Linked DNA regions of Homo sapiens: regions 2, 3, 4, 5 and 6 are each linked to region 1. Evidence: chromatin loops called from intact Hi-C (ENCODE). Cell type or tissue: heart left ventricle. All regions are shown on one strand. Links, peaks and the distances in the headings refer to the core of each region. The heading gives the core; the rest is flanking DNA. Region 1 has its middle 240 kb from the start of MIR3668. Region 2 overlaps LOC105378027 (a long non-coding RNA gene). Region 3 overlaps LINC02941 (long intergenic non-protein coding RNA 2941). Region 4 overlaps LINC02941 (long intergenic non-protein coding RNA 2941). Region 5 has its middle 6.5 kb from the start of FILNC1. Region 6 has its middle 17 kb from the start of LINC02941.

Region 1 (5,420 bases), core at 155-5,154:
AAATGTGTGTACTCTGTATGAAAATTCAAAAGTATTTGTTTTGTTTGTATATTTCAGGAATTATAAATTTACGATTGTGTCTCTTTTTGCTTTTTCTGATTCAAAATTTAGAGCTGAAACCAAGGCTTTTGTGACATACTAGTCCATAAGGCAGTGATTGTGTGTGCAAAGTGTGTCTCTGGTTTTATTATTCTGTTCACATATTTTTCCATTTGTATGTCTCTCAAATTTTCTAACCATATAAACCAGAAATTTTCTTTTGCAAAGACAAGTTTCAGAAAAGAAAACATTGTCCTTAATTTAAGTCCCTAAAAACAAAATCTCACATCACTCTACTTATTTTAATATTTAGAATAATTTGATGTTTGTGTAAGGTATATTAGTCATAAGTTAATTCAATTGAAAGTAGTTGTATATGATTTCAAGATAATATGAAAGTATCCATTTTTTTTAAGTAGAGGAGTTTAGACCTTTAATAAAAATATCCAACCTAGAGGATGTTTTTAAAGCTGTTGTAATGTTCATAGTAACATCTTTGTGGCGAGATTAAAATTTCTATGAGAACATTACACTTGAATTCAACAAGTGCTGCCTGTTAGCATGAATAGCAAATGCACATCCATGCTTCTCTTAGATAACAGATGTTGTCTAGGAGGATGGTGATTGCACACACGACAATTTAAAGATATAATTTTTGACATGTGAAGAGTGGAAAAGATAACGCTTGAATCACTAGAATATTTCTCAGTCCATTATTATAAATAGGTGCATGTACCTAAATTAATAATCTTAATTACATATAAAATTTTTGAAATTGGCTCAAAATGTTTATTAACTATTGACTATCCCATTGGGAAGTCAGTGAAAACTTTATATCCATGTATTTGGCAACATATTTTTAATTCTATGTGTTACATATGTTTTTATGTCTTACTTTAAGTTTATTGTGAAATACAATAAAGATATATCAAAATGAATATTCAAATTTAACTATTAACAGATATTACTACTATTCATATTCATAATGCTTATTACCATTCATTATAACATTACAAGTTACTGAAATATTTAATGTTCAAATACGTTGTTCTTGAACAGGCATTTATGTTAAGTTTGTGTAAGTGATGCCATGTTCCACTAAGACAAGACCGAGATATTTAGTTCAAAGGTGACATGTCCTCTTCAATAAGTAGATTGTTATTTTGGTTCACGGTGGTGAGGTGGAGATGGGGCCAACATTAAAGAATCAACATCAGTTTCCTACATATTTTTAGGCAGGTTTTATTTTTCAATAATATGACACACTTCCATTTTTATTTATTACATATTTGTTTCTATGTATCCTGTAAAAATATAAACAAAAAGAAACCCAAAACTTGCACTCACTATTAAAGACAGGAGTCAGGCTTGAGTTCCTTTTTTTCTCCCTCCCTCTCTCCTTCTTTCTCCTCCCCCGCTCTTGCTCTCTCCTTTCTCTTTTTCTTTCATTTTTTTCTTGCTTTCTTTCATTTTAATACCCTTGTTCCCATTGCTAGTATTGTTAATAGAGTCTTATTTGCAATGACTCAACAGTTAAGTCTCTTTCTCCTCATTTCATTTTTTGCAGCAGTGGTTGTCAGGCCAGTGAAAATGAAATGCTGCAGTTGACAGTGTTTAATATTATTTGTTCCTATCACTGTTAACACTTCTATTATTATTGAAATGTTTAGATCAGCACTGTCAGTTCCAAAGGACCTGCTGACATACCAAGGAAAACTTTGATAAACAGCTCTGCTGTATTTCTCTATATTCTTCATAGTCCTCGTTTGAAAATCCTTTCTTGTTCCTTGGAGTAATTTATTTTGAAGAAAAAAAAAATCTTGGTTTGTTAAGAACTCATCAATTCCTGCTTCTTATTTTCCACTTGAAGTTTTAATCCTCTGTTTCTAACCTCACAATCGGTTGCTGTGGAGGTGATTAAGATGTCACAAATATAGGATTATTGTAATTCTGGGTAGAGAATAAGCCTGAGATGATTTTCTAAAGAACAAAGAGGTCATTTTCATGTAAATATATCAACTGCTTCAAAGTGAGGAAAGGGAATGAAACAGAAATATGAGATCTAATACTACCGGTTATAAAAGAAATGGATTAAAATTTCATATGAAAAATTAATAGCTCTGAAAAATTTATACATTATGATTTTTATGATTTTTTGAGTTCTGTGTTTCTTTGCACATGTGTGGGTCTGTAAGCTGAAAGCATGTGTGGGTCGGGATAGCCTCCTAAATACAAACATCTAATTGAATGTAATGTGTGACCTTGAACAAAGACCAATTTTTCCTTTGATTTGTAGAAACCAGTGTCATTTTATAATTATACTTCGTGCCTTCTGTTGCATTTGAAAGAATATTTCAGGACATCACAATTCCCCTGAAGTTGTGTATCCTGTATCAATTACATATTAGATTACAGACTTGATATTGCTTTTTCTAAGTAATTTAAATCTGGGAAGTTACTGAGTAAGTTGTAAATACCTTCTGAGAATCTTCCTCTTCTTCTTACTCTAAGTATAGTAGGAAGGTATTTCCCAGCCTAAGGCACAGAGTAGGCTTTTAGTTAATACTTGTCAAGTAACAACAGGGGACAGACTTCTCTGCTTCTGAAGAAAAATGATGCCTTGACAAACTTTTGAATGGTAAGAGTTACAGAGAACTTTTCCTCCCCCGCCTCCCAGGCCATGGCATTTTATCGCTCCACTGATGAGCATACAGCTCCATCTGGGGGCAGGGCCAGAATGGAACATTTTCTCATAGTCTTGGTCTCTTGGCCACATAGCTGTCATCTTTGTGCATCAGTCAGGCGCTCCCTTCGTCACTAGCACTGAACTGCTCATGGAAGAAAATTTAGTGCCTTGCGATTGGGACTAGCTCCAGCTACCGCATTTCAGGGCATTCCTTAGGATCACTGGGGGCATCATTATGATCAATTCCAAAGGATACTCTTGAGGAGCCCTAAAACCTTAGACTTAGTGATAATGTAATATTTTCCTGCTTCTCTCTTGTTTCTGGGGCATCTCTTTCCTCTGGTTTTCTTTCTAACTCTTGTCTTTCCTTGCCAGTCTAATTTGCACATCACTTAGTCAGCTGCTCCACAGATCGTCTGTATGTAACCCTTTTCTCTTGTCATTCTTCACCCTTCTTTATAAAACGATATCCACACTCATATCTTAAAATAACTTCTTTCCTCTGATGGCTACCACATCTGCACTTAAATCCTTTTCCTCTTGAGATTCACCCTGCAAGTATAATTGTGTCCTACTGAGTTTTGTTTGAGTATCTTGCAGGTAATATGCTCAAAGTTCTTCATCTTCCCAACTAAATCATATCTATCTTTTTCTAGTTTGGAGATGAAATGTTACCTTCCTTTTTTTGTGTGTGCCCTAATGTTAATTACCCCAATCCATCAACAGGTTCTGCCAATTCTGGTTGCTCAAGAAGTCTCCAATCTGTCCTTTATTTATGTATCCTCACTACAATAACCATAGTGATGTTCTTATATTTGGCTACCTGGACCACTGCAACAGCATTTTAATAACCACTTCCCAACATTTAATTCATCCTTTCAACTGCAGAGTTACTGTTCTAAATAAGCAAGTCATTTATGTCATCATTCTGCATTAAACACTTAAAATCTTCCCCATATCCATCAGGGTCAGTCTGATTGAGTGTTTAATGTTACAGAGGCAGACAGTCTGGCTTCAAGTGCTGGCTCTTCCACTTAGCAGTTGATGAATTTGGCCCATTTATTCAACCTCTCTGTGCCTCATCTTCCTTACCTGTAAAATGGTGTTAATATTGAACTTACAGGCTGCCCAAGGGAAAGACATGAATGACTTTCTATAAATGTGTAGTGCAATAACTGTTGGCCATAGTAAGTACTTAATAAATATTCATTATAGTCATCTCAATCATGATCCCCATCATTAGTATCGTCATCATAATCCTCATAGGTGCTATGGTCTAAATGCATTCCCAGCATTTATACATAGAAACTTAATTGCCACTCTGATCATATGTAAAGACGTGGGACATTTAGGAGGTAGTTGTCATGAGTGTGGATCCCTCATGAATGGGATTAGAAACCTTGTGATGCCTTATAAAAGAAGTTGAAGGGGCCGGGCTCAGTAGCACACCTGTAATCCTAGCACTTTGGGAGTCCGAGGCGGGTGGATCACCTGAGGTGAGGAGTTCGAGACCAGCCTGACCAACATGGAGAAACCCTGTCTCTACTAAAAATACAGAAGTAGGTCAGGCGCGGTGGCTCATGCCTGTAATCCCAGCACTTTGGGAGGCCAAGGCGGGTGGATCACCTGAGGTCAGGAGTTCAAGACCAGCCTGGCCAACATGGGGAAACCCCATCTCTACTAAAAATACAAAAATTAGCTAGGCGTGATGGTGGGCGCCTGTAATCCCAGCTACTCAGAAGGCTGAGGCAGGAGAATCGCTTGAAGCCAGGAAACAGAGGTTGCAGAGAGCCAAGATCGCGCCATTGCGCTCCAGCCTGGGTGACAGAGTGAGGCTCTGTCTCAAATAAATAAATAAATAAATAAATAAATAAATAAATAAATAAATAAAAATACAGAAGTAGCCAGGCATGGCAGTGCATGCCTGTAATCTCAGCTACTCTGGAGGTTGAGGCAGGAGAATCGCTTGAACCTGGGAGGCAGAGGTTGTGGTGAGCCAACATGGTGCCATTGCACTCCAGCCTGGGAAACAAGAGCAAAACTCCATCTCAAAAAAAAAAAAAAAAGAAGAAAAAAAGTTGAAGGAGGTGTTCTTTTGTGCTTTTCTTTTCCTTCTTGTGAGGACTCACCAAGAGATGCCATCTTGGCAGCAGAGAGCAGCTCTCACCAGACACAAAATCTGCTAGCACCTTGACCTTGGACTTCCCCTCTTCCAGAACTGTGAGAAAAGAAATTTCTGTGATTTATCAGTTTCCCAGTTTCAGGTATTTTGTTTTAGCAGTACAGACTGAAACAACAGAAAAAAAAGACAGTGACATTGCATTCAAGACTGTCCACATCTACTAGCTTTACAGTCTCCTCCATAAATAAACACTCCTAAAGCTTGCTTCTCCCTCTGGTCTAAGAAGGCATTTTGTTGTTCAAATGGGATGCATACTCTCCCTGCTATTCCCCTTATCATTCCCTTTATCTTCCTATGAAAACTATAGCTTATCCTCTGAGCTATTATTCAAATTCAGCTCTGTGCAACTTTTCTTTATGCACATAAGAAAAGTTGGGTGTTCATTTTTGTGTTTTCATACTACCATATGAATATTTCTAATATTGCCTTTCACACATCAGTTTGTCTTTATTGACTACGTTATTTATTATTAGAGGGCTATGAAGATGTCGTAGAGCAAACATTGAGCTTTAT
Region 2 (5,420 bases), core at 278-5,277, 330 kb after region 1:
AAGATTTTATACAACTAGATGTTTTTATTTTTAACTTAGACATAGCTATTTTCCTAACAGTTCTTTTTAACAAGTCCATCAAGATTTAAATAGCAAAATTCTATTAAAAACTGGGATGTTCACATGTAAACCCAGCACACCTTTATAGGTACATTAGTTTTAAGGCTCAAAATACTCATATGGAATAATTAAGTATTGTATTTTCAATATTAGCATTTAGTTTAAATATGCTGTGCATAATGTTTTACTATATGGCCCATCCTGTCATCGTTTTTATATTCTTCAATTTTTTTTATGGTACACAGATGTTTTGCCTGCCCTATTTATGCTATGCCAAGGTGAGTATTTTTGAAATGCCTTATATTTAGAATACCACTATAGGAGAATATGATTTATCAACTGTTTTGCAACATGTATGAAGTACTTGACTTATTTTTAAGGATTTTGAGCAATGAAAACTTTTATTTTTAAAAAAGTTATAGAATGATACATAAAACTTAACATTTTGATCATCCAATAAAATCTGCTTTCAAGAACATTATTGATGATATTGGGGGAGTGTCTTGAATTGTTTTCAGGAGACCATGGCTCATTTTCAGATCTACTATTTGCAGCACTTTTTAAAAAATTCAGATGGGGATCTTTGATTTTACTAATCTTCTGGATAATAACTGACAGATGTATAGGTCTGGAGCATTTGAGTCCTCTCCCAAATTTGAGAAAGAACTTTGAACGTGTTATATTTGAATTCTCGTGGAAGACAATAAAGGAAAGCCTTAGATAACCAATTAGATATGAAGTGGTAAAATGAGTTTCACCACCCTTAGAAATATTTAGTGACAGCTGAGGCGGGTGGATCACCTGAGGTCAGAGGTTTGAGACCAGCCTGGCCAACATGGTGAAACCCCATCTCCACTAAAAACACCAAAAATTAGCTTGGGGTATTGGTGGGCACCTGTATTCCCAGCTACTCAGGAGGCTTAGACAGGAGAATTGCTTGAACCCGGGAGGCAGAGGTTGCAGTGAGCCAAGATTGCGCTATTGCACTCCAGCCTAGGCAAAAGAGCAAAACTCCGTCTCAAAAAAAAAAAAAAAGAAAAAGAAAAAAGAAAAGAAAGGAAAGAAAGAAAGAAAGAAAGAAAGAAACATTTAGTGACAATAGGAGACAATTGAGTAGAATGGAAAGACTAAAAATAGTACAAATTTGGGGAAAAAAATTCAGGGTTTGTTCATAGGCCCAGCTCCTATGTGTGTGACTTTATGAAAAAAATATTGGTGAGTTTTAAGTTCTTCAATCATAAAATGGGGATAAAACAATTCTTCTTTTACAGGTATAAAATAGCTAATGCCTGCAACTTAATAAGCAATTGCAAACTTTCATAACATCTTGGTAATATAGAGATTAAATTTTCATGTTGAAAAATTTAAGAATCACAAGAAGTGACAAAAGCAGTACAGAGAGTCCCTGGACCCTACACCCATGTTTTTACAATGATGATGTTGTACTTACCCAGGGGTCATTTCAAAACCAGGACATCAACATTGGTACAAAATGATTAACTAAATTACAGATTTTTTCAGAATTCATAGGTTGTTACATACACTTTGTGTGTGTGTGTGTGTGTGTGTGTGTGTGTGTGTGTGTGTGTGTGTGTGAGAGAGAGAGAGAGTATGTGTGTGGTCCAGGAATGTAGTACTATGGAATTTTATTGTATGGGTAAATTCATGTAATCACCACTGTCAGACTGCTTGATCACTACAAAGAAACTCCCATTTGCTACCTTTTTATGTCACATCCTTATCCCATTCCTAACTCTTGGCAACTTCTATCTGATCATTTTCCATCATTGTATTTCCGTCATTTGAAGAATATGGTATAAGTGGAGTCATGCAACACTATGCAATTTTTGAGATTTTTTTCACTGAGCATAATGTCCTTGAGTTGATCCAAGTTTTTATCTCAATAATTTATTTGTTTCTTATATTGCTGAGTAGTTTTCCATTGTATGACTGTACCATGCCTCTTTAAATCCATCCATATCCACTCACTGAAGGACACATGGGTGGTTTCTAGTTTGGGATTTGCAAAGAAAGCTGCTGAGTACATTGTATAAAGATTTTCCTATCCACAAGATTTTATCTTTCTAGGATAAACACTCAGGAGTGTGATTACTGGGCTGTATTATTAGTATGTCATATGGTTTGGCTGTGTCCCCACCCAAATCTCATCTTGAATTGTAACTCTCACAATTCCCATATGTTGTGGGAGGAACCCAGTGGGAGGTGATTGAATCATGGGGGCGGGTCTATCCTGCACTGTTCTCGTGATAGTGAATGAGTCTCATGAGATGTGATGGTTTTAAAAATGAGAGTTTCCCTGCACAAGCTCTCTCTTTGCCTGCTGCCATTCATGTAAGAGGTGACTTACTCCTCCTTGCCTTCCACCATGATTGTGTGGCCTCCCCAGCCATGTGGAAGTGTAAATCCCATTAAATGTTTTTCTTTTATAGATTGCCAGTCTCAGGTATGTCCTTATCAGCAGCACGAAAACAGACTAATACAGCTTGTTTAACATTTTATGAAACTGGTTGTTTAACATTTGAACTTGCAAAAATTAACAAGTTGTTTAACATGTTTAACATTTAAAGAAACAGACTGTTATGAAACTGTCAGTGGGACTGTCCATTTTACATTGCTGGCAGAAATGTTTGAGTGATCCAGTTGTAGATTGGTAGTGTATTAGTCCGTTCTTATACTGCTATAAGGTAGTACCTGAGACTGAGTAATTTATAAAGAAAAGAGGATTAACTGGGTCACATGTCTGCAGGCTGTACAGGAAGCATGGCTGGGAGGTCTCAAAAAACTTACAATCATGGCAGAAGGTGAAGGGGAAGCAGGCACGTCTTACATGGATGGAGCAGGAAGAAGAGAGAGGGAAGGAAAGTGCTACATACTTTTACATGACCAGATCTCACAGTAACTCACTCTCTCCAGGACAACACCAAGGGGGGTAGTGTTAAACCATGAGAAACCACTGCCATGATCTAATCACCTTCCACCAGACCCCACATCCAACATTGGGGATTACAATTTGACATGAGATTTGGGTGGGGACATAGATCTAAACCATATCAGGTAGTATTTTAAGTAATGCAAAATATAAAATTATTTTTTATCTCAGACTTTTTGGACAAAGACAACTTGGTCATAAAATACATTATAGAAAAATTGCATATCTGAATGATAATACTAAGAATTGAGAAAATACTTGATTCACTCTTATGAAAAAGTTTGTTTCCTTAATGAGTGGATGGCTAAATTGATACAGAATTCAGCTGCTCAGAAATTTACACATTCGTTTCTATATTAAGCAGACCACATTCTTATTTTTGTTTAAAATAGACAAGAGACTTTATTGTATAAAATCCCCCCTATACAAACCAAGATTCATAGGCTCTTCAGAGACTCCTGCAGTATGTTCGTTCATTAACAATATAAGGACAGGAGGACTCTATCTGATGAGAAAGCATTAGCAAGATTTGATTTGGAATGTAATACAATCCCAGCAGCTGAATATGAGTTACTTTAAAATAGTTCCTATTAAAGAAACTACGTGTTCTTTAGAACCAAGATAACATCTTGTGTTATCTTTACAGTGAAAAAATGACAATTCCCAGGGACATCTTTATTGCAGCAGTAGGCTGCTACATTCATTCTTCAAGAAAGCCATTTTAACATATGCAACTAACTTATTCCAAAATCAACAGCAAAAAAAAGTTAACGTAATTGTTATTTTTTCAACTTCATAAATTACAAAACCATAGGCAAAAAAAAGAATTGAACAAGGGTAAGATAACCAATCAAATAATGTTAACCTAGTCAGAGTTGTTCTCCACATTTTAGTGTCATTTATGATAGTCAACAGAATCAACTATTGTAATTATTAACTTCTTTGGTGTACTTAAAATCCTTTAGGCAATGGAGATCACCCTTTTATGGAAATAATTTATTTTAAAACTTCCTCTTTATAGTTCCATGTATTTTTTCCAAATTTACTTTGTTTTGTCAGCTAAAATCCAAATGAACAGAAATAGAAGTACTTTTCATCAAAATAAACAATTATATATATCTGGGAAATCTTTATCCTATAAAGTTAGAATAAAGACTCTTGAGAGTCATTGTAAAATATAGTACATTTTTAGCCAATAAAGAGATTAAAAAAGAGGAAAATAGTACTGCTCTCACTGATCCTAGAGGGTAGGCATGGGTGGAAATGAGTCAGAGCCACTGAGGTGCAGTCAGTAATTGTTTGCTCTCCACTCTACTGATGTGAACTAATTCATTATTTTTTTATTCTGAACTTATATGTTTCCTTTGTAGTCATGCTGTGCCTATAATTTATTAGTTCTTTCCCTTTAAATTTTATTTGTACCCTGGGAAAATTGGAAGTAGAAAGTCTGAACAAAAAGTACCAATCTTCTTTGACATGCTCTTAATAGCAATAATCACCACAACAACCTCAAACAAGGAAGGTTTTTCCCCCATAAAGGCAAAGATACCAACAATATGTTTTCTTTTATATTGTGCACCTTCAAGGTAATCAACAGAAATAAAACAAATGCATTCATTTTCCTGGTTATATTTCCCAAGGCAAGTTTATTATTACATCTCAATAGCTATAAATTATCCATGTAAAACCAAATATAGATATTATTATGCACCAGGGTGCCTTTATATGAGTATTATAAGTGATTTGATTATAGGATCTTACACCTAAATATTTCTGAAGCAACCATAGTAAAAGAGTTCCTTTCAATACCATGATACTCAACAGAAATTAGACAGTTAAAGGAACATTGTAAAACATGGATTTTGGTGCAAGCTGTTTATCAGGCACACTTTGAGGACGATGAAAGCCCCAGTTAAGTGTATTTGTCTGCATACTGTAAAACACTTAAGATCAAATTCAGGATTGGGTGAGCTATCCACAATTACTGGCGTCAGCAGTTTAAATATAGTTCTTGCTGAGAACACCTTCATGATAACTGTTCCAAACCCATGCATTTTGCCAGGTAGAGGCAATAATTGGTAACTGTCAATGCTACCTACAAACACCATGTTCCTCCAAAAATAACCCGGAATGATTAGCTCTCAGCAATTGGCTGCACTTTTGCTGACTTCTTCTGAGTGGTTTTTCACACACAGTCATAGATAAACCCACTGTAACCTAACACAGCTGATGACTCATTTCATGGCTTTCTGCTTGTCTCTTTCAAAGCTGTATGTTGTTTCTGTTTTAGAAAGAACAAGCATCTATTTTTAAAGGAAGGGTGGGTTTGCTTTATTATTATTCAGAAAAGGACCAATCTGGCATCCTATCATCTTATCCTGTGACATGTAGAACATTCCTGGGTTTTGTT
Region 3 (5,420 bases), core at 253-5,252, 460 kb before region 1:
AAATTTTGAATTCAGTACAATGACCTTGTAAGTATTTCATTTATAACAAGCCTCTTTAAAATATATTTAGTAACATTGCTTTAATTAGAAAGAATTTAAAATATACGATGATGTCTTAGGTATGTTTATTTTTAGTGAGAATTGATTTGGTTGCTTTGTTTTGTTTTGAGATAGGGTCTCGCTCTGTCACCCAGGCTGCTGGAGTGCAGCGACGGAATGCAGTGGCACGATTTCAGCTCACTGCAACCTCAACCTCCTGGGCTCAGGTGATTCTCCCATCTCAGCCTCCAAAGTAGCTGGGACTACAAGCAGACACCACCACACCAACTAATTTTTGTATCTTTTATAGAGACAAGGTCTCAGTTTACTGCCAGGCTGGTCTCGAACTCCAGGCTTAAGCCAGCCACCCAAAGTGCTATGATTATAGGTGTGAACCACTGTGCCTGGCTGTTGTTGTTTTTAGTCATGAAATATTCAACTTTGTCCAGCCATCCTGGGCTACTCTAACAACTGTAATTGCTTTATAACTACTTAGCTATGGATTTCTGGAATCTGAAATTGAGGCCATAAGCAGAAATGACTAAAATATAGAATTCTTTCTCCTATCTTTATTTGTTCATCTAGATATTGGAACTGTATCATTAAATTTAAAGGGGGGAACTAGTATTGACAACAAATTAAATTATTTCAACCAAAACCACTTAATAGGTATGTTGACTGTTAGTCATTACCAAATCAGCTAAGAAAAAATAGTTTTATTTCCACTTTGTTGATTCAACAAATAATTTTCATATTTGTAATTCATATTGACAGTCACAGATTCCTAGGATCTCTATTAACAGATACCTCGTTTGTGCCTGTGATTATTTCTTCATCTGTGCCTGTCTTTGCCCTTTCCTAGCTGAATGTCCTTGAAAAAATCATTTGGCCTTTTTGTGTCTGTTTCCTCATCATGAGGTGGAAAAATACATAGAGTCAAATGTGTGAGGTTGTTTCCAGAAATTAATTTAAGTAAGCACTTTGAATACTACCAGACCATAGTAAGTTCTATGATGATGACGACAGATCCAGTTGAGAGCTCATTTGCTGGCAGCATCCTAAATAACTCTGCTTCATGGAAGAAAGGCTCTGTAAATACCAAAGATTAAGATCCTTGGTTTAAGACTCAAGGAATCTGTTTACAAGGTAAGTAAGCAAGAGAACAAAAACAAAACATAGTTTATACAAGGCCCATTCAATCACAATCTTATCTTTTCAATTTCAAGTCTATCCCCTTTAAGTTTCCATGACATAAATATCAGCTGACATACACACAAGGTGACTCACCTTCTTCCCATTAAACTAGGTTGAGATTAAAAACAAACAAGCAAACAGCTGGAATGTGGCACGTGGGTCAGACCCTTCTGAGTCCAGTTGGGTAACTCAGCAGAGATCAGAATGATCTTCAAAAACCAACAAGCCATTGGCACGTATCTTCAGGCATGCTTGAAGTCTATGGGGCCAAATGGTAGAGTATCCTGGCAGAGCCAAAAAGTCTTCTTTTATGACACAGAAAAGAAAACTTCTTTCAAAGTAGTTATGCAACCCAGGAGAACACAATGCATCCACTGTGTGTGTCCTGGGGCTGTCTATGAACACATGATTTCATATTTTTGTCCTCTGTAAACTTCAGCATTGATGATGAACATTATTTCAAGGAAATATCCCACTACTTTATCTCTGTAAAGACATCCATAGAGAATGTAAGTTATAATTTCCTTATTCATTTTTCTGGTTAGAGAAGGCATTTCTATTTTAATGGTCAATTATTATATTCTGAATTTGCCACAAGTCTCCTTTTCATATTTAAACACTAGGGTTTTTTTTTGTTTGTTTTTTAAATTCTTAAGATAAATAGAAAAGTTAAGGTTAGAAAATGTTCAAAACAATTGCTCACCTTATAAAATCTTGTTAGGGAAGTAATTTTGCTCATTTCATACTGTTGACATTTCTGAATTTCAGTAATCATTAATTTTTTTAAAGCTGCCAGCAGATATGTACAATACTCCTTTTAGATATTATTCCCATCAAAGACAGATTTCACCTCTTTCACTCTTTGTGTCATTTCTCTATTATTTTGAAAATATTACTAATGCCTTCAAGTTCATTTGTATTCTGTAAGATTCTCCTTGTATCCAAGCAACTCCATCTGAAAAAATAATTTGTTTTTTTTAATGAGAGATATATTCAAAACAAAACCCTGCATATATTTATGATTTTTTGGTAATAATTTTCATGATACTAATTTCCTGGAAAGGGATTTGCACTTCACGAACAAACAGTGATTTCCTTTGAAACCTTCTCTGGTCTATGTCACCACAGTTATCTAAACAATTTAGATGTCCCTTTCTTGACTAAACTTTTAAAAAATGTTGATTCTGTTCTGTTTTTAGAAATGATACACATCATCAGATAATTTGTAAAACAGAAAATATATTAAAAAATAAAAACTTCCTTAAATAACCATGGGATAATCAAGGTTGTAGTAGACTGCCAAGTGAGTTATAAAAACTCCAGAATTATGTCAGAATTAGACAGATAACCAAAGAATCTGTGGGGCACTTTGATGAACTCAAGTGAATCCTTATATTCATCTTTACTGAGAAAACTGTTGGGAATGATTTCACTTCCATTTTTTTAAAAATATAAAGCATATCCTTCAGAGTGGCACATGCAGAAATATTTTTTATGCGTGTATATTTACTGTTAAGTACACAATACGCCTATGAGAACAACCATAGCTAATAGCTTTAAGAACTGTGCTTGGGGCGAAGGGAAGGAATGTGTGGCTGGAGACTTAGTTTGGCATGACTGAGAAGCACCCAAGCGGAGTAAGGACGGGTGTGTCGGCTGCAGCCAGGCGGCAGTTCTGGTACTTCTCAGTCATGACATTTGGGGTCAGGTAACTGAATCCTCATCAGCAAAAAGGGGATAATAGTAGTAATATAGCTCTCATAATATTGTTACAAGAATTGCATATACTTATATTCACAAAATAAGTAAAATGTTTTGAACAGTGTCGTGAAGTTATGTCCTATGCAGGTATTTTACTGTAATTGACTTTATTTTTGTTTTAGAGCAGTTTTGGGTCCACAGGAAAGTTGAGTGGAAAGTAGAGAGTTTCCATATCTCCCCTGCTCTCACACATGCTCAGCCTCCCCCGTGATCAACATTCCCCTCAGACTGGTACATTTGTTTACAATGGGTGAACCTACGTTGACACATCATTGTCACCCAGAGTCGAAGTTTACGTTAGGCCTCTCTCTTAGGTTGTACATAATGAGTTTTGACAAATGTATGATGACATTCATTTTAATAATGAAAATGGTTTGGTTGTTAGGGACTAGATTGTGACACTTTTGTTACAAACCTGAAGAAAGTCGGGAGATTGTTAGTGAAATCCCTTTCTAGAAGAAAATTATAGAAAATGTGCCGGGTCTGCAGGCTGGTAGGTCCCCCTCCAGTCCCTGAACTGCCCACTGGAAGTTATGATGAAGACAGTCACTTGTTGGTTAAACTTGCATAACTTAATGAAGGAAAGAAAATATGGTTTCTGTAAGAGGACATCCTGTAACTGGACCATGATGGTTCTTTGTAAGGTCACGATAAAGGGAGAAAGAAGTGGAAAAAATTTAAACTTTAGAAAAAGTAAAAAATCCTCATGTAGTAAAGATAAAATTTTGCTGTCATGGTATCTTGTAGGAGGCGCCAGTGACATTTTGCTGAATTGCTTGTGGTGAATTCTAAGAAAAAATAAAAGATATTACTTTGAAGAAAAGGGGAATGCTAGCATGGAGCTCATTGCCTGGAAGGAGAAGAGGCTGAAAACATAAGTAGAGAAAAATCAATTTGGGTAAATTCATAAATCATTGATTTAGAATTAATGTATAGAAGACAGAGTGGGTAGGCTGGGAGCAGTAGCTCATGCCTATTATCCCAGCACTTTGGGAGGATGGGGTGGGTGGATCACTTGTGGTCAGGAATTTGAGACCAGCCTGGCCAACATGGTGAAAACCTGTCTCTACTAAAAATACAAAAGTTAGCCAGGCATGGTGGTGCGTGCCTGTAGTCCCAGCTACTCAGGGAGCTGAGGCACGAGGAGAATCTCATGAACCCAGGAGGCATAGGTTGCAGCTGAGATTGCATCACTGCATTCCAGCCTGGTTGACAGAAGTGAGACTCTGTCTCAAGAAAAACAAAAGACAGAGTGGGTTATTTGCAGCACAGTGTAATATCTGTACAAATATAACCAATGTCTTTATCTTTCATGTAGATACCTCTCCACAGGCTACCACGTGAATCTCCAGTCAGCTGGAGCAAAGCCATATAAGATAGGCCTAGTTCAGACAGTGTTCTAAAAAGAAAACTACCAACAAAAGGGGCTTGGAAAGGTTCCTCGGGATATCAAAAATCAAATTAGCTTATTCTACTGTAATTGCTTATTTAAAATGGCAGAATCCCCCCTAGAATTGGAAATGTTCATTAATTTATTCAGCAAATATTTACTGAGCACCTACTACATGCCAGGTGGTCACAAATTTAAAAGTAAGCAATATAGACAAAGCCTATGCCCTCTTCTAGCTAACAGAAAATAAATACTGGGTGAAAGAATAAAAGAGAATTATGTGCATGTTACACACTTGACAAGCATAAATGTATGTAACAGCTTTGGAATGTTCTCTGATGAAGTTCTGATATACCTTACCCATTTTTCTCCATTAAGCATGTGGTGAAGACACAGCCTGACTAGTAAGACTGTCTGTGTTCTGATATAATCTAGGTTTCTTTTCTTGTATTGACCAGAAGGTGTGAACATGTGTTGCATGAGTTGTGTATATTTGTGTGTGTGTGCATGTGTGTGTGTGAGAGAGCATGCACACTTTTGTGTCATGCTTCTCAAAATGTAGCACATGAACTGGAATTGAAGAAGAATTAGAGCTTTTGATTACTATTTGGATTATTTTCTTGGTCTTTACATATGCAACTGTTCAAGGCTTAATATAAGTTTGGTCTTTTTAGTATAATGTTGTGTAGGAGGCTTTGCTTCCTTATAATATGCTATGTGACATGAGGCTCATTTGCTTTCCCTATTATCCCAGGAAATGCTAGCATCTTTCTTGTGAGTATTCTGTGTCCTGGGTTTCCTACTGTGCTGCAGTGTAAAGAGAGTAGGGCAATGTAAACTTCTTTGAGAATCACTTCCTGACTGATTGGCGTCTAAGAAGAAACACGATCTGGAGCTTTGCACAGCACCAGGACTCTGCCTGTGAAACACTATTAAATCTGCTATTACCCTCCCTTCCGCCCTTCCCCCAGGACTCTAAGGTGACGTTCCCACTTAACTCTTTCATGCCCAATAGCACGTAGGGCACACTACCAAT
Region 4 (5,420 bases), core at 144-5,143, 360 kb before region 1:
TAAGCATTAACCTTGTAATTTGTGGTGTGCTTATATTTATCGCCAAATAATTTGCAGCATTTTGTCAGTTATTTATCTAGTTATTTATATGTTTATCTGATGCCTATGCTGAAATATTCAAGGGCTTTTACAAGTGTGCTGTGTTAGCAGAAAATACTGTTCAAGGGAGAAAAAAATATTCTTTTTCACTTGACTACTTCAATACAGCAACTACAGTAGTTACTGTATGACTTATTGAACAACCATTAGAAGGAAAGAGATGAAATAGATCAGCCAATCCCCTAAGTCATAGATACTGAATATCTACTTCGTGTGGGTTTATGTCTAAGATATCATGGGAGCTCCACAAAATATATAACTGTTACCCAAATGGCAAAATAGTGAACTTGGGATCAACATAAATTTTAAAAGGCTTGTACCTAATTTTTATTCTTTTTTGTTCCTCAAGTTCTTTTAAACTTAGAGCTTCCCTGGGCCTCAACCAGTGCCAGCTGGGCAAAAATTCAATAACCTATGTGGAGATCATTATTGACCAAACATGTTATCAGATTTAGATGGTTTGATATGCAATTATTCTGAAGACCAATTAAATATCACACACTGTGGTCATTAATAGACAAAATTGTATTCTTATATGAATGATACATCTTAGTTTCCCATATCTGTTTTCTCCTTCCAGTATATATTTTTTGAATAAATATTAAAAACCTGCCACATGGACAAACCATGCCAGTGTTTCCTTTTCATCATATACAGTTATTTGAAGAGGTTGGCATTAATCTGTGAATTCTCCATCTAGCTCATCAGGAAATAGCTGCAAAGAAGGAATTATCAAATAGTTACCTTGGTCCCTGTGGGAAGAGCGGGGCTCCTTATGGGGAAGATGGGAGAGACAAATTTAGGAAGAAGAACTGAGAATTGTTTTTTCTTCCTAATTCTTGCCTAAATTCAGATAACTTATTATGGATGCTATTTTCATCTTCTGAAATATCTAACCACCTTTTCAAAGACTAGGTTTAATTGGGGAGGATTTTCCCTTCTACAAGGCTTGCTTCAATTCTAGACTCATTAAGATGTTGAAATATCTATTCTGGTGGTTCTTTCCTTAATGGTATCAGGTTGAATTCTGTCTAAAGTTTTACAGGTTCAGATGTTGAATCTTGTTAAGATGCAGATGTGTTCCAGGATCTCCACCTAGAACAGCCATTCAAAAACCCCAGAGTAGAGCTAAACTTTGTGTGCTTGTGAAGTATGATGCACACACAAAACTACAGTGTAGTTGAGAAATGATTGTGAAGATAAAACCATGCCTCGTGTACAAAACCCCACACATATAAAAATAATCATCTTCAACTTTATGTAATTGTTCATAAAATAGATTATTTAATATTAGTTTTTTTAAACACAGTATGAAAGTAAAATTTTAAAAGTGTAATTATTTGAAGTGCACAAGAGTGCTTTACATTAAAAAATTGCAACTATATGCCCCTAAGCAAATCAATTAACTTCTCTGGTTGTGGTTTCCTCTTCTGCAAAACCAGAGGATTGGACCAGCTATTTCTCAGGTTTCTCTCAGGTCCAGTATTTAATAATTCTGTGACTCATTTTATGAAATTCATCACACCTTAATTTATGAACTTCTAATTACATATTTGTAAGTAGGCTTTTCTTAAAATGGTTTCATACCATTTGTTATATTAATACTTGCTTAACAGTTAAAGAGAAATTAAAGATAGAAGAGAATGAACAAGAGACAGGAATAAGAAATAGTTCCTAAAGCCCAAAGTACTAAAAGGCATTACAGGCAATACAATTTTGTGGGTATTTTGAAGAAAAGGAAAGTCACTGTAAACTTTAGTTTCTATTTTGTGCCATATGTGTTATGGCTGCTAGTTACTTAATCTCACAACTACTCTAAAATAGATATTAATGTCCAGTGTATATTGCTAAGTAAACTATGGCTCAGAAAAATCCAAATCCATTGAATTAGGAAGTAACACAGTTGAGGTCTTTGGGTTTGAGTGATTCTTTACATGCTCTTACCAGATCATGATGCAGTCTTTGTTTATCAGGATAAAATAGCAAAAGAGAACTGCACATAGAAGGATTAAGTAGCACATGAAATGTCTATGCTCCTAAAGAGTTCCAAAATAATGTCTTTTATCAACATTTGAATTTTTATTAAAAAATTCTTACCCAGAATAAATTGAAATAAAGTATAAAAGACCACATATGGTGCTAACAAAGACTTATGTCTGCTGATGCTATGCTATTCAGTGATATAACAATGCTAATCATAGCAATAAAATATTTACTAAATAAATATGGATTGAAGCTTTGAGCAAAGGCCATCGTTGTTTTTCTCATAACACAGAACTACTTTCACGAGAATGATATGTGCATAAAATTTGCCCTCTACAAGAGATTACCTAAAGAATTATTGTTATTTTGTAGAAGGTTTGTATTGCACTTCAAATCCAATAATGAATATTGAGGGCTTTCTGTTCAGATCTATGAAATAAAGGATAATTTATGCTTATTCATGTAATAACTAAGAAGCTATCAAATATTTATTATTGGATTGAAGCAATGGAAATGGTGAGAAGAAGGGAGAATGAATCTATTTTTAAAAGAAGAAAAATGCAATTAAGTCTTTTTGGGGTATAAGAATTTGCAGAACTATTATAAATAGAAGGGCCCATCTCAGCTTGATTACTTCAAAACAGCTTCCTGCAACCTCCCACCAAGTAGATGAGCAATTAGTATAATCACAGCAATAAGTCAAAGACACTTGCTGTTCAAACTTGTGTTGCAACTTTTCCTTTTGGCATTGCTCCTAGCCTATTCCAGTTCCACACACAGACACAAATGCACATATTTAATAAAATTTTATTTGGTAAAAGGCAAATGCCTAGGCTTGACTTCTTTTTTTGTATCAAGGTTAAGTAAAGGGCACTGAACAAGTGAAGCTGTGCTGAAAACAACAGTGGCCAAGGCAGAGATATTCTTATACCTCAACCCGTTGTGCAGATGGAAGTCTGGCCAAAAAACCATAAAGCATCAAGTCTGACTGTGAGTCAATCTGTCAGCACAAGTACAAGGTGACTCAGGAAAAGACTGCATTTTGTTTTCTGGGAAATATTCAGGGGTTCTAGTAATTTATGAGTGTTGGATATTGTTTTCAGGAAAGGATAAAAACGACTTCATAAATAGAAAGAATGAAATTTTAATAATTGATTCTCTGCTAAAAAAACAAAGAGTAAGAGTAACCCAAGCGAATTCATTTTTTAAAGAAATTTTCAATAGGCAGATATTAAACCTACACTTCAGTTTGAGATACTTCCATATTTGTAAATCTTATGTTACTAAGTTGACTCAGTACACAATAAATTGTTTCTAAGAAGCAGCAGCATAGTAAAACAGGCTTTGCAACTCCAGTCATGTGACCTTTCGAACTATGTTTTTAGCGTGTCTAATTTTAAGGTTTGCTTTAGGTTTAATCTACACAATTAATTAATTGTTACAAGTTGTCAAATTATTGGTTTGTCTGGATCTTCTATGTTAATATGAATTTAAAGGAATGTTTAATGTTGTTGAATAATAGGGAGAAGAGAGAGCTTTAGATCTTTGATTTTTCAGTCTTCCTGGTATTGCTAGGTATTTTAAATACCCAGCATTTGTCTATTCCATTGTGTCAATTATGACAGCCTTGATTTTTCACTAGTTTGGGAGTTCTTTTATGAGTGTTTCCAAATGCTTTCCTTCTTTTTTACCTAATTAAAGAAATTCACCAACTTATAGGGGAAAACATCAATTTCAACTTTTTATGAAATTCTGCTGAGAGGTTACAGAAGGTATACAGCAAAATACATTTAAAACATTCCAGCTATTAAAGGACAACTATTTTTTTTTTATTGAGGATAAGCACTTTTTATGGTCAAAAGGAATCTGACTTTTCTATTGAAATGTTATATAGAAACACCTGAACACACATAGATACTAAGGCTGAGTTCTCAGGAAATAGTATTCTACCTCCCCAAAAAACTTTGCTTACTGAACACATTATTTTAAGAAGAGAGATTATTAGTAACAGTGATAAGTATCAAGGCATAAGATCAAAATGGAAAAAGAGAAAGCACAGAAGATTGGTTTCTAATAGTGTAAATTATCCTGAAACTGGATACATGAAAGTTTAGAATAACAGGAAGAAAGGAGAAACTTTAGAGGCAGAAATTCAAGGTCAAAGGTCATCACCATATAGGAATTTGAATCAGCTAGGAAAGATAATTGCAAACCTTGACTTTGTCTTTAAATGTCACAAAAGGAAAAGAACAGTACAAGTATTTCAATACACAATTTACCATAGATGCCATACCATGATGATACAGATGACTGAAAGAATGCAGTTGAAACATATCAATGTAAATATATTATTATTTGAAATATAAAGGTAAATACCTCATAATGTTGTGGAACTTGGCTTATTTTTAAAGAATAACTCAGTTTTAAGTAATGTGCATATTATGGGCTGAGTTTTGTTCTCCCAAATTCATGTGTTGAAGTCCTAACCTTCAGTACCTCAGAATGTGACTGTATTTGAAGATAAGGTCTTTAAAGGGGTAATTAAGTTAAAATAAGGTCTTTAGGGTGGACATTAATCCAGTATGGCTGGTGTTCGTATAAGAAACAGAAAGTTGGACACAGACATGGACAAAGACCATGTGAAGACACAGAAAGAAGATGGCTGTGTACAAGGCCAGAAGAGAGCCCTCTGAAGACACCAATCCTGCCAACATCTTAATCTTTGACTTTCATCCTCCAGAACTTCAGGGAAATAGATTTCAGTTGGTTAAGGCATCCACTCTATCCTGCTTTGTTATGGCAACCCCTAGATAACTAATTCAGTTGGAAAGCATTTTATTCAAAGGAAATTAGAAGAGAGAAGTTTCTACAGAACAGGAAACACTGATGATTCTTTTGGAAGACATGAAGAACCTCTTAGATTTCATCTGGCCCAAGTGCCCTTGCGATCAATAAGCTTCATGGGGATCCACATTTGATTTTCCTTATTTTGGAAATGAGTAGTAATTACCCAGAGTGACATGTTGAGAAAAAACTGAAAAACCACAAGGCCTTTAGGTGAGGGTGGGTGTGGGGGGAAGGGGAGAGCTCTAAATGAAGCATGTTCTATATTGATCAGTGATGTTTTCCCTGGGTGAGGGGTAGTGAGTGACCACACACATGCATGTGTTGACCCAGAGTTGTATGGTAATTTTTTAATTCAAATGTCTCTGTGTATGAATCTGTTTGTTCCTGGGTCACCTTGGAATTAGGGTTATTTCATGTATTCCCTCATTCTTTATTTGACCAAATAGAAAAGTTTAGATATAAATAAAAACTATGAGACAAATTAAAAATAT
Region 5 (5,420 bases), core at 120-5,119, 680 kb before region 1:
TGAGGACATTTACATGTTTAGAAAGAGTCAGTCACATGGCAATGATATTCTCTATAAAATTTATTTATATCCACTCTTGTTTTTTAAAGGATTTGAAAAGATTAATGAGATTAAATACAACATATCATTAAAAATTGTTAAAAAAAGGAACACGAAACGAGATTCATAAAATAGAGTTAAAATTAAGACTAAATTGAAAACAGATCCTGCAAACACTTGCACCCTTGCCAAAAATTTGGGCCTAAGCTTCCTGGCAACTAACCTGAAATAAATTAGGTACGTGATCAGGTACACAATAGATAGTGTTTAAGTGACAGAAATAGTTCACACTGGTCAGGAGAACTGTAACGACTCTTAATGCAAAATACAGGCAAAGACCTCTTGAGGATGTTCATCAAGTTATGACTGCATAATGCCTCTCATTCATGACAATTCTTAAGCGTGGACCAGCTTGAGTTTCATGAGGTGTGTTTACAGTGTCTTTCAGTATGAACAATCTTCACATCAAATGTAGTTCAGTAAAAGCAATTCTACTGATATTTATACAGGAGTTCTATGAAATAATTTCCTCTAGTCCGTCTAAATTTGGGAATAGATATGAGAGTATCTGCCCAAATGGAAGGACTACTCTATCAATTAGGTAGGGCTAGTTTGTGCCAGAAAATGTCAGTTGCTTAAAACTACAATATTTAATTTTTGTTCAGGCAACACGTTCACAATGGGTTAAAAAAGGACTCTGCTCATTGAAGTTATTAAGGAACCCTTGGTGAATAGAGGCTTCATGCTTTCATGATCACAGAGACTTGGGGAAAGGACACAGCAAACCACGTAGTAGCTCTTAAAACTTTGGCCCAGAACAGTCATCACGTCTGCTGACTGAAGCAAATCAGTCATCAGGCCAGGCCAGTCTTCTATAGAAAGGGATGTGCAATCCTCCCATAGGGAAGTGCACTGAATATTGTAAACAACAATACAGGTTATGACAACCATGTGTCCTTAACAAAAAAACCTAAATAATGATTTTCTCAACTGTCATTTCCCAACATATTGGGTGACAAAAATTTCCAAATTGCATCATTCCCTACTGACTCCCTGAAGTGGTAGTGTTCTCTGCTGGCAGTTTAAAATGAGAACTGTCTGCTTTCAAGGATAGACCGGCTGCGGGTAGGATTGATATTCTACCATGAAAATGCAGCAGCTTAAAGGAGCCATGCCAGAATACTCTCCACCACTTAATACTTTTTATTGCTTTTGACAACTTAAACTCCACATTTTTTCCTTCTCTAGGAAAACATATTGGTAACTAGACATATACATAACATAGATTGGTATAATGATGATGCCTTTTATGATTCACCTTAACCATTCTTTCGTGACCCCTGCCATCAAAAACATTCAGTGACTTCCAGTGGCATTCCTAGCATTTTTGACACCTTGGCTGGATCATTTTTATAACACCCCTCACTTTGTGATGCAATTATTTTCATGTAGTAATTAGCAATCAATATAATTTTTAAATCTTCTGTTTTAAAACAAATGAAAAGAAGTGATTTTGATTCTAAAGATTGTGCAAATTTGGGATATTTTATATATGAACTAAAATTTGCACTTATCAAATAAAAAATGTTATACTTGCATTTTGCATTTAAACGAAAATAGGAAACTCCAAGTGATCCCATAATAACTCAAGTTCTGTTTCTTTGACTTAGAATTGCAGCTATGTCTGCCCAAGGCAATTGCCAAGGTTTCCCAATTTATCCTGAATGATTGTAGCTGAGTGGGGTACGTTTGGGGAACAATTGTTTAACTGGGAATTTGCTGAGTTAACTTTTATGTTGAACACAATATTTAATAAAGGACAAATAATAAAAATGTGCTAATTCAAACCACACAATGTATTATTAAAACTCAATGGTAATGGCAGCAATTGTTTAAAACTAAGACCAGAAATGATTTTTTTTTTTTTTTGAGGAGGAGTATTTTATCACTTCATTGTTTAGAAATGTCGGCAGGAAGTGATGATTAGAATCAGAATGACTGGGTTTTATTATAGCTTTAAAATTTTTTATAGACAGGGTACCCCCTCATTGTCCATACCCAGAACTCCCTCATACTTGGTCAGTCACTGGTGACTCCTCAGTGTTTACATAATTGAGTCTAAAGTGGTGATCTTTAGCATAGTTCTCCATCATATGGCCTCAACCTCCTTCCAGCCTACTCCTCCACAGTTCACCTATTGCGAAAATACCCCATCATCTAGAATTGTGAAAATATTCTGTTCCCTGAGCCCTCCTCTTAAAAAAATGCTTCTCTGTGTGTTTGTATTTCTCCCTCTGACAATGTAAGTGTAAAGAGCACAGGCTTTAGAGCCAGGATTTTGTGGGACTGGATTTTCCCTCTGCAGCTTATAAATTGTGTGACCTTGGACAAGTTATCCAACCCATCTGGGCCTCATCCTCCTCATCTGCAAAAATATTGATTACAGAGCCCATTTACAGATACCACTGGATGAGATGAGAACACATAAAATATATGTTAAATTGTCTTATCCCTCCATATCTTTCATTATTCTCCCTTAATAAGTTTTGCATATCTAACAGTTACAGGACTTTGATCAAAATAGGCCTGCATAGAGTTTGAACAACTGAATTGAATTTATTGGGCTTCATTCATGATATACAAGCTTCCAAAGTCACATGGTCTAAGCCCAAGCTCCAGTTCTTTCTACAATTGCCTCAGCTGTGAGTCTTGAGCATTGTCATAAGAAGAGAATCTAGGATATTTCTCATTTGGCTTCAGTTCCTCTTCTTCAGCTGTCCAGACCTCTTTCATTTAGAAAAACACTGTGACAAAATGAGGAGGCTGCAGAAGCACAAGTGGGAATGGCAGCTGACCGCACGGGGAGAAGGTGTCTATTTCACCTTCAGGACCATCTTAGCATTTTGAGCAGCTCATAGGTCAGGAATGCTGTTGTCATCAGGGTTAGAGCTATGTCCTGAATAAATACCAAGTTAGGAGGAAGATGACTCAGAGCTGCCTAAACCTCATACTCCTCTGATATTTTAAGCAACAGAGAGTGGCAAGCAGCTGTTAGATATCTTTGCTTCTTTGTTCAGGCAAAGCTTAGCCTGTTCCATTTGGAAAGAAAATGGTCATAATTTCCAGCCCATTTTAAACTCTTCCTTCTTAGAATTGTTACTGCACACATAACCTGGGTCACACAACTTAGTTTTCTGCAATCTCAACTCTTTTTCTAATTATTTCCTCTTCCCCAAATGGATATTAAGTTTGTTGTGGAAAGAGAATATGCCTTATATTCCTCTTATATTCTCTCCAAACTGAAAGATTAGCCTTTGGCCCAGAGTAGGTAGTGCATACAAGCACTAATTTCATTTATATGGGACTTTAAAATGAAAAATTACCTTTATGTCCATTCTTTTGTTTAAACTTCACTACAACTTCATAAAATAATTGTTATTATCTTTATTTTATAAACCAGGAAACTAAGGTTTAGAGAGATTAAGTATACTGCCAAGGATAAGGATCATACAGCTAGTAATTAGCAAATCCTGCATTTGTGTGTGTGTGTGTGTGTGTGTGTGTATTCACCTCATAAATCGTATCTTAAAGACTCATTCATTAATGACAGCTTAATTGAAAACCTTTAAAAAATATATTTAATTTTTTTCTACTTATTAAATCCTTGTTCCCTAACTTGTTTTTATTGCTCTGAAAGCAGCTAGAAAACCATTTTGTAATTTGCAAAGATGTAGATCTAGAACCTAATTATTTCATTTGTATGCAGAAAAGAAAACCTGTACAAATGTAAGAAGAAATGGCACAGGAAAATCCCCAAGTAATAAGAAACCATAAATTCATTTGTATTTTAGGTAATATGTTTATGGCAGATATTTAGAGAATTCACATTATTTTGGGGCATCATTATTTATCTGAAAGATTAGGAAGGGCGTGGAAGAGTCTGTGCGGTTAAGGAGAGCAAAATAGGTGTAAATAATATCAATTGGTAGACTCATTTGATTCAGTCAACAGGTTTTATGAAGCACCTGCATTTTCTGTCATGGCTGGAGAGTGGTTTTCAACACATGTTAACATTTGGGTAGGTCAGATACTCTGTGAGTTCAATCAAGATAACCCTGTTTACCCACTAAGATGACTCAGAGAGCTGCTAGGACCTAGTTTTTTCATTTCGGTCTCGTGCTGCAAATGGTCAGCAACTATGAGATTGATGGAAGACATTTGCCTCAATTATTATGCTATGATTCATAGATTCCTACTATAGAACATAACTGAGTATTTGGCCTTCCTCTTTCAGTTGGGGAGAGTAAACAAATTTCTTATTTATATCAACAAGTCATAATTTGAGCAAGTTAAATATTAAAACCTATTGAAACAGAAAAAGAAGTTAAGTTTAGGTGTGGATAATGTCAAGAACAACTATTTAGTCTTTATTTGCGAGATGATGGGCAAACATTTTATGCTGCTTGCAAAATTAATGTCTTCAGTAATTTACTACACCTTTTACTTCATTCATGACAATTTCAAAGGATTAACTGTGAATGGATATTTGAGGAAGTTAGCTTACTGGATCACCAAAGAGTGGCCCAAGGAAGGGTGGGGAGTAGAAAAGTGCTCAGGAGATAGCTGTTGAAGCTGCAGAGAAATCTCTATTTCTATCTCCTGGTTTAAACCCTCCATCCCACTCAATGTGCATTAACCTGAAATATTAATAGATCACTGTGCTTCTCCCTTAAAAACAATGCACAGGCATTTAGATTGATGATTGCTGCTGCATTCAAGGTTCTGTAAATAATGATAACAATACTGTCTAGCACATTATATAAGATCACCTAAATTATAAGTAGAAGATGTATCACGTCATGGTCAAGTCTAATATATATAATTTATGGGCTTTATTCTCACTGTTGCAAGTGTCTATTGAAGAGGGCAAGAATAATGACCCTTATCCAGAAAAATATGTGAAGCCTGTGTCTTTTTCTAAATCTGGAGTTTAAGAAACTGTGCGATCCAAAGGAAAATCCCTTTCAAGGGGAAAAATTAAATCATTTAAGATCACCCCTCCCACTAGGTTCCATTAACCACATTTTGTGAACTTAGTATGTGTCTGACACGATGATGAGTATAATGGCAGTGGTGGTAGGAGGTGTAAAAAAGTGTTGGACATGTGCCTCACTTTCACTGTTAGCACTATTTCTTTGAGGAAAGGATGGCAGTCTGTCTTTTTCTTCTGTTTTGGGAATATCCCAAAGAATTATTAAAAATGGTTTTAACTTTCATTGTGTCCTCAAAGTCTTGTGCTTTGATATTTTTTTTTGTTCTCTGAACCTAATTTTACACTTTCTCATAGCTATAAGTATTCATCTTTTAAATATTTCTTTCTC
Region 6 (5,420 bases), core at 100-5,099, 480 kb before region 1:
GGTGCAGTAGGGAACTTCTTGAAGCAATGAAAAATCTTGATTGTGGTCACGTTTATATGTATATAGATATTTGTTAACATTTTCAAACTGTACACATATAGTTGATACACTTTATGTTATATAAATAATACCTTAATAAAGTTGATTTTAATTTTTGAAAATGTAACTAAAAATGGTGCTTTTGACCGGGCGTGGTAATCCTAGCCATTTGGGAGGCCGAGGCGGGAGGATTGCCTGAACTCAGGAGTTCGAAACCAGCCTGGGCAACACCGTGAAACTCCATCTCTACTAAAAATATTTAAAAAACAATTAGTTGGGCATGGCAGCATGTGCCTGTAGTCACAGCTACTCAGGAGGCTGAGGCAGGAGAATCGCTTGAACCCAGGAGGCAGAGGTTGCAGTGAGCCTAGATCGTGCCACCGCACTCCAGCCTAGGCAACAGAGTGAGACTCCGTCTCCAAAGGAAAAAAAAAAAAAAAGGTGCTTTTATACGGTAACAGTAAACAATTTGAAAATAATATTTTAAAATTTATTGCTCACAGTATCTTCTAAAACACACCAAATATCTAGGAATAAATTTTACTGAAGGAGTGAAATAGTTCTACATTAAAATCTATAAAACTAAAGTGCCTTAATAAATGGAGGGGTATTCTATATTCAGAAATTGGATGGCTTCCTATTGTAAAGATAACAATTCTCTCCAAATGCATCTATAGACTCACTACAGCTCCAATAAAAATCTTAGCAGGTAATTTTGGAGGAGTTGAGAAATGTATTATAAAATTCACAATAAAATGCAAAGAGGAAAAGAAGAGTAGCTTAGTCTTGAGGAAGAGTAAGATGAAAGTTAGAGAGCTTACATGACTTGATATCAAGCTTTATAGAGTTAAAATACTCAGTACAGTGTGGTGTGGAATTGATCAAAGAAAAAGACTTCCACATAGTTACCTAATGTATAACAAACTTTCCATGGCAATACAATGCAAAAAAGGATGTTCTTTTAAATAAGAGGTGTAGTTATCAACTAGATATCTACATAGGGAAATATTTCATACCCTAAAATTACTTCCATACCAGTTGTAGATCTATTTGTTTACATAAATCAATAGAACTCCTAGAAGAAAAATTTTTTTAAAAACCCTCTTAATTTAGGATGAGGCAATGAGTTTCAATTGAGGACAAAAAGGACCCCCCTGAAACATTATGAAGGAAATATTGAGCAGTAGAAGTGTATCCAAACAAATCATTAGGAATATGAAAAGGTAAACCACAAAGAATCTATTTGCAATAGATATTTCCAATAAAGCACTTGCATACAGAACATATTAAGAAATTTAAAATAACAAAGATTAAAAAATCAGACAACTTAATTAAGAATCACCAAAAAATTCAAGAAGTGTTTTACATAAAAGGACAACCTGTTGACCAAGAAGCATATAAATAGCTCTTCAACATCATCAGTCATCAGAGAAATGCAAATAATAACCATTCTGAGAATCCAATACCTACTCTTTGGAACAACTAAAATTTAACAAAGAAACAAAAGCCCTGGCAATACCAAATATAAGCAAACACATAGAGAAATTGAAACTCTAATACATGATTGGAGTTTAAATTGGTACAACTACTTTGGATAACTCCTTGAAATTATTTACTAAGGTAAATTATAATTATATCCTACAACTTAGCATTTTCACTTCTCAATATATTTCTAACATAAATGTGTCCATATGTACAGAAAAATATATGTACAATGATGTTGATGGCTATTTTATTGCTAATAGCTGAAAACTGGGCTTAGCAAAAATATCCACTTAGCAGTTGAGTGAGTGAAAATTTTTGGTATAGTCACACAATGGGAATATGCTACATGGATTTATCTCAATGGATAATATGGTACAAATGAAGTCAGTCACACAAAAATGCATATTGTGTGATTTCATTCACATAAAGATTAAAAGCAGACCTAAATCTTTGTGATAAACATCAGAATAGTGGTTACTTCTTAGGAAGGCAGAATGAGGGAGATTTCTTTGATTCTGGTAATATTCTATTGCTTCATTTAGGTGTTGGTTACAGTGAGATATTCACTTAATAAAAATTTCTCAGGTTGTGCATTTAAGATTTATATACTTATATTTCAATTAAAAAGTTTACAAAAATATAATTTCCAAGATAGATATATGCACAAAATGTTAAGGGGGATAAAGAATCTAAGAGTCGGGTAGGAGAAGAGAGAGGGGCTTGAGAATGAGATTATTGATGTGGGCAGAAATCCAAAGAAATCATCCTAAAGACTTCTACTAACATTGATTTCCTGTGTAGAAGAGTCATTTAAAAATCCTTACACAGAACAGGATGAATAAAATTGGAAATTATTATTTTGTTATCATAGAAAGTTGATATTTTCAGAGAGCTGCCAGCAATGATTTTTTTCTGCATGATCTTGGGCATCCATAGTAGTCCAGAACTTGTGAATAATATTTTTGAGAAATGCCTTTATGGGTCTACCAAAAGCTGTACATTTAACTCCCATCCATTGACTTAATCTAACCAAACTTCTTTATTGCTACATCCTTGCCTTTTTCCAACATGAAAAGATTCAGTGTAGTTCCCAGCTTTGAGATTTGAGTACGTGCCTTTCAAATTAAAGGCATAATATTTCGTCTAAGTCTTCTTTCCTTTCTAAGGAAAACAGTATAATTAGATCAATACCAATGTTACCACTTATTTACAACATGTTTACCTCCAAAGTCCAGCTTGATTTCTTTCTCTTCCATATGTTTTCCTCTTGACTACTGCAACTCATTTAAAAACAGAGTGTGAGAAACTAAGTCTCTATGGAGTATTCGAGTTCATAATGTTGAGATGTTAACAGATCTCCATCTTCTTTAAACTTCTACGGCACTTAAGATTTTTACTTTATGAATTAGCATTTACTTCTTATATATTTCAGGGTACTTAATTTTGATTGTGTTAAAAAATAACCAGAATATCTCAGTGCCTTCACACAAAATTGTCTTTCTCACTCATGTCACAGTTTAATGCAAATCTAGGACTTTCCTTCAAAGAACTCCTAACCACACCGGGCGCGGTGGCTCACGCCTGTAATCCCAGCACTTTGGGAGGCCGAGGCGGACAGATCACCTGAGGTCAGGAGTTCCAGACCAGCCTGGCCAACATGGTGAAACCCCGTCTCCACTTAAAATACAAAAATTAGCCGGGCGTGATGGCTGGCACCTGTAATCCCAGCTGCTTGGGAGGCTGAGGCAGGAGAATCACTTGGACCTGGGAGGCGGAGGTTGCAGTGAGCCGAGATAGCGCCATTGCACTCCAGCCTGGGCAACAAGAGTGAAACTCCATCTCAAAAAAAAAAAAACCAAAAAACAAACAAAAACACTTTGGGAGGCCCAGGCGGGCAGATCACGAGGTCAGGAGATCAAGACCATCCTGGCTAACACGGTGAAATCGCGTCTCTACTAAAAATACAAAAAATTAGCCGGGCGTGGTGGCGGGCACCTGTACTCCCAGCTACTCGGGAGGCTGAGGCAGGAGAACGGCATGAACCCGGGAGGCGAAGCTTGCAGTGAGCCGAGATCAAGCCACTGCACTCCAGCCTGGGCGACAGAGAGAGACTCCATCTCAAAAAAAAAAAAACCTCCTAACAGTCACAACTTATAACAAAAGAGTATGTTTTATTTTCCCATGTGAGCCTATTTTCATTTCACCTTTTACAAAATGGCTGCACATATGATATGAATAATATATGAATGTATCTTTATCTGTTCCTTTCCTCTCCTCCTGCGTCTTTTCTCTCACAGTCCTTTAAGCTACCATCCTTCCTTTAAATTATACTTACTTTCTACAAGTTTTTTTTTTCAAATTCAAGTTTTTCGTGATCAATTATTTTTAAAGACCTCTTAGTGGTACAGATGAATGTAAACAAAATACATTTATTTAAACAACAGACAGGAGATAATTAGCTACTGTGTACAGGTGGTAATGACAGACTTTTGGAAGAATATAGCAAATAGCAGTTTGTGGAAATTAGTTTTCTTTCAGCTAGAATGATTTGACAATCTTTGCCAGAACATGCAAAAATTTTATGAGAGCTAAGTGAAATACTAGCCAATTCTTGCATATTTGCATATCTGACAGCTCCTATTTTCAGATTTTATTGATGAAATTAAGTACACTAAACAATAAAGTACTTTGGATTTTTTTTCTTTCTAATTTTCACTTGACTTTTTTTTTCTCTCAAAGCTCCAGCAACGAGTAAGGAAAGCATTTGTTATAATTCTGAGAAAGTATGAAAGTAGGGCTCAACCAGGCTGGTGCTCTATTACCATATGTCTTGGAGGTCCACCTGTCTCTAGAATACTCATGGACAAGGAAGATTCTGAACAATGGAATAAAATGGGTAATGTGGAACATTTGTTTTTCCTTAGTCAGACTGCCTCAGGGTGCTTGCATTATTCAGGGTGTGAATTTCTGTTACTTCTCACAGTATTTATGTATCAGTGTTTAGGTATAGTTACCCAAAACATTTCAAAGGCAAATGAGAATTACTTCGAAGGAATTGTGCATTAGCCCCACCAATCTATGCTCCATTAATTCAATTGCTTTGTATGAGGGTCTGTGTATTGTAAACCAAACTCCAGTTTCAGATTTTCCTGAAGGAATGCAATCTGTCAAAAATCCTGTTTGTGTTTTACCCAAGGTCAAGAACATGATCTCAAGAGAAGGTATTACAAACAACTGGGGCAGTAATAATGACCTCATGTTATTTTTTTAAACCTAATAAAATCTTATAGATTAATAAAGATTCACAGCTTTCGTGGCATTTCCACGTCCATTTTTTAAAAAATTATATAGAAAAGGAAACAGATTTGTAAACACTAAGTGCATTGCCCAAGGTCACTCAACTATTAAACTGTAGAACACAAGTCTTTTGGCTCCTAGTCCTGTGTTTATTCTAGTACATTAAACAGTAGCTTGAAGAAATAGAGAGACAGAGGGAGAGTGAGAGGAAGGGAGAAGGCAATAAAAGGAAGAGATAAAAGGAAGAAGGAAATATACAAAAATTTCCATTTGCAGTATTAGATCTATTTGGAACAGACTATGCTTTCTTACTCATCAAATCATTTTAGCATCAAAACAATTCTAGAAGTTAAATCACTTACATAAGAAGAACTGGAGGCTTAGAGAGGTAAAATAACTAAGCCAGATTATATGGCGAGTAATTGACAGAGCTGAATTAACACTCAGGTCTTTTGATTAAGTCTAATGCTATTAAATGCTGTCTTGTTAGCATAGCCTAGCATAATATGTATGTGTGGGTATAGGCATATAAGCCCTCCTAGATATCTATAGGCAGGAGAATGATGACAATGAATGTTTATTTGAAGAATTTATAAATG

The links. Hi-C counts contacts between places; a loop is a spot of excess contacts. Peaks named below come from ENCODE experiments on the same cell type or tissue, not always from the same donor. Only the 100,000 strongest peaks of a DNase experiment are listed, where the experiment ranks them.
Region 2: it touches region 1 in a loop (5-fold over the local background); 2 of 110 quality-filtered maps call a loop at or near these places.
Region 3: a loop joins it to region 1, with 11 times the contacts of the local background. A loop is called at or near these places in 6 of 110 quality-filtered maps.
Region 4: it touches region 1 in a loop (5-fold over the local background); 7 of 110 quality-filtered maps call a loop at or near these places.
Region 5: a loop joins it to region 1, with 2.5 times the contacts of the local background. A loop is called at or near these places in 2 of 110 quality-filtered maps.
Region 6: it touches region 1 in a loop (2.9-fold over the local background); 5 of 110 quality-filtered maps call a loop at or near these places.

The regions. Positions count from the first base shown.
Region 1 is chr6:140,438,724-140,444,143 of GRCh38, forward strand. No RefSeq gene overlaps it. Among named protein-coding and RNA genes, the nearest start is that of MIR3668, 240 kb to the left of the region's middle. In heart left ventricle, for the core only: CTCF peaks have their summits at 1,420 and 2,756 (motif pointing left); a DNase peak (open chromatin) is centred at 2,758; H3K27ac peaks cover 1,030 bases.
Region 2 is chr6:140,769,183-140,774,602 of GRCh38, forward strand. All of the region lies in intron 6 of LOC105378027 (a long non-coding RNA gene), which reads left to right. Among named protein-coding and RNA genes, the nearest start is that of MIR4465, 88 kb to the left of the region's middle. In heart left ventricle, for the core only: no CTCF peak of the experiment used is centred there; no DNase peak of the experiment used is centred there; H3K27ac peaks cover 967 bases.
Region 3 is chr6:139,976,686-139,982,105 of GRCh38, forward strand. The region is part of intron 1 of LINC02941 (long intergenic non-protein coding RNA 2941); the gene reads left to right. LOC103352541 (a long non-coding RNA gene) reads right to left here. Exons shown (of 3, transcript NR_121624.1): 2 at 1,937-2,188; 3 at 1,665-1,719. Among named protein-coding and RNA genes, the nearest start is that of LINC02941, 3.1 kb to the left of the region's middle. In heart left ventricle, for the core only: no CTCF peak of the experiment used is centred there; no DNase peak of the experiment used is centred there; H3K27ac peaks cover 4,267 bases.
Region 4 is chr6:140,080,157-140,085,576 of GRCh38, forward strand. All of the region lies in intron 1 of LINC02941 (long intergenic non-protein coding RNA 2941), which reads left to right. The region is part of intron 2 of LOC107986652 (a long non-coding RNA gene); the gene reads right to left. Among named protein-coding and RNA genes, the nearest start is that of LINC02941, 110 kb to the left of the region's middle. In heart left ventricle, for the core only: no CTCF peak of the experiment used is centred there; no DNase peak of the experiment used is centred there; H3K4me3 peaks cover 802 bases; H3K27ac peaks cover 2,212 bases.
Region 5 is chr6:139,761,838-139,767,257 of GRCh38, forward strand. No RefSeq gene overlaps it. Among named protein-coding and RNA genes, the nearest start is that of FILNC1, 6.5 kb to the right of the region's middle. In heart left ventricle, for the core only: no CTCF peak of the experiment used is centred there; no DNase peak of the experiment used is centred there; H3K27ac peaks cover 3,107 bases.
Region 6 is chr6:139,956,422-139,961,841 of GRCh38, forward strand. No RefSeq gene overlaps it. Among named protein-coding and RNA genes, the nearest start is that of LINC02941, 17 kb to the right of the region's middle. In heart left ventricle, for the core only: no CTCF peak of the experiment used is centred there; a DNase peak (open chromatin) is centred at 3,110.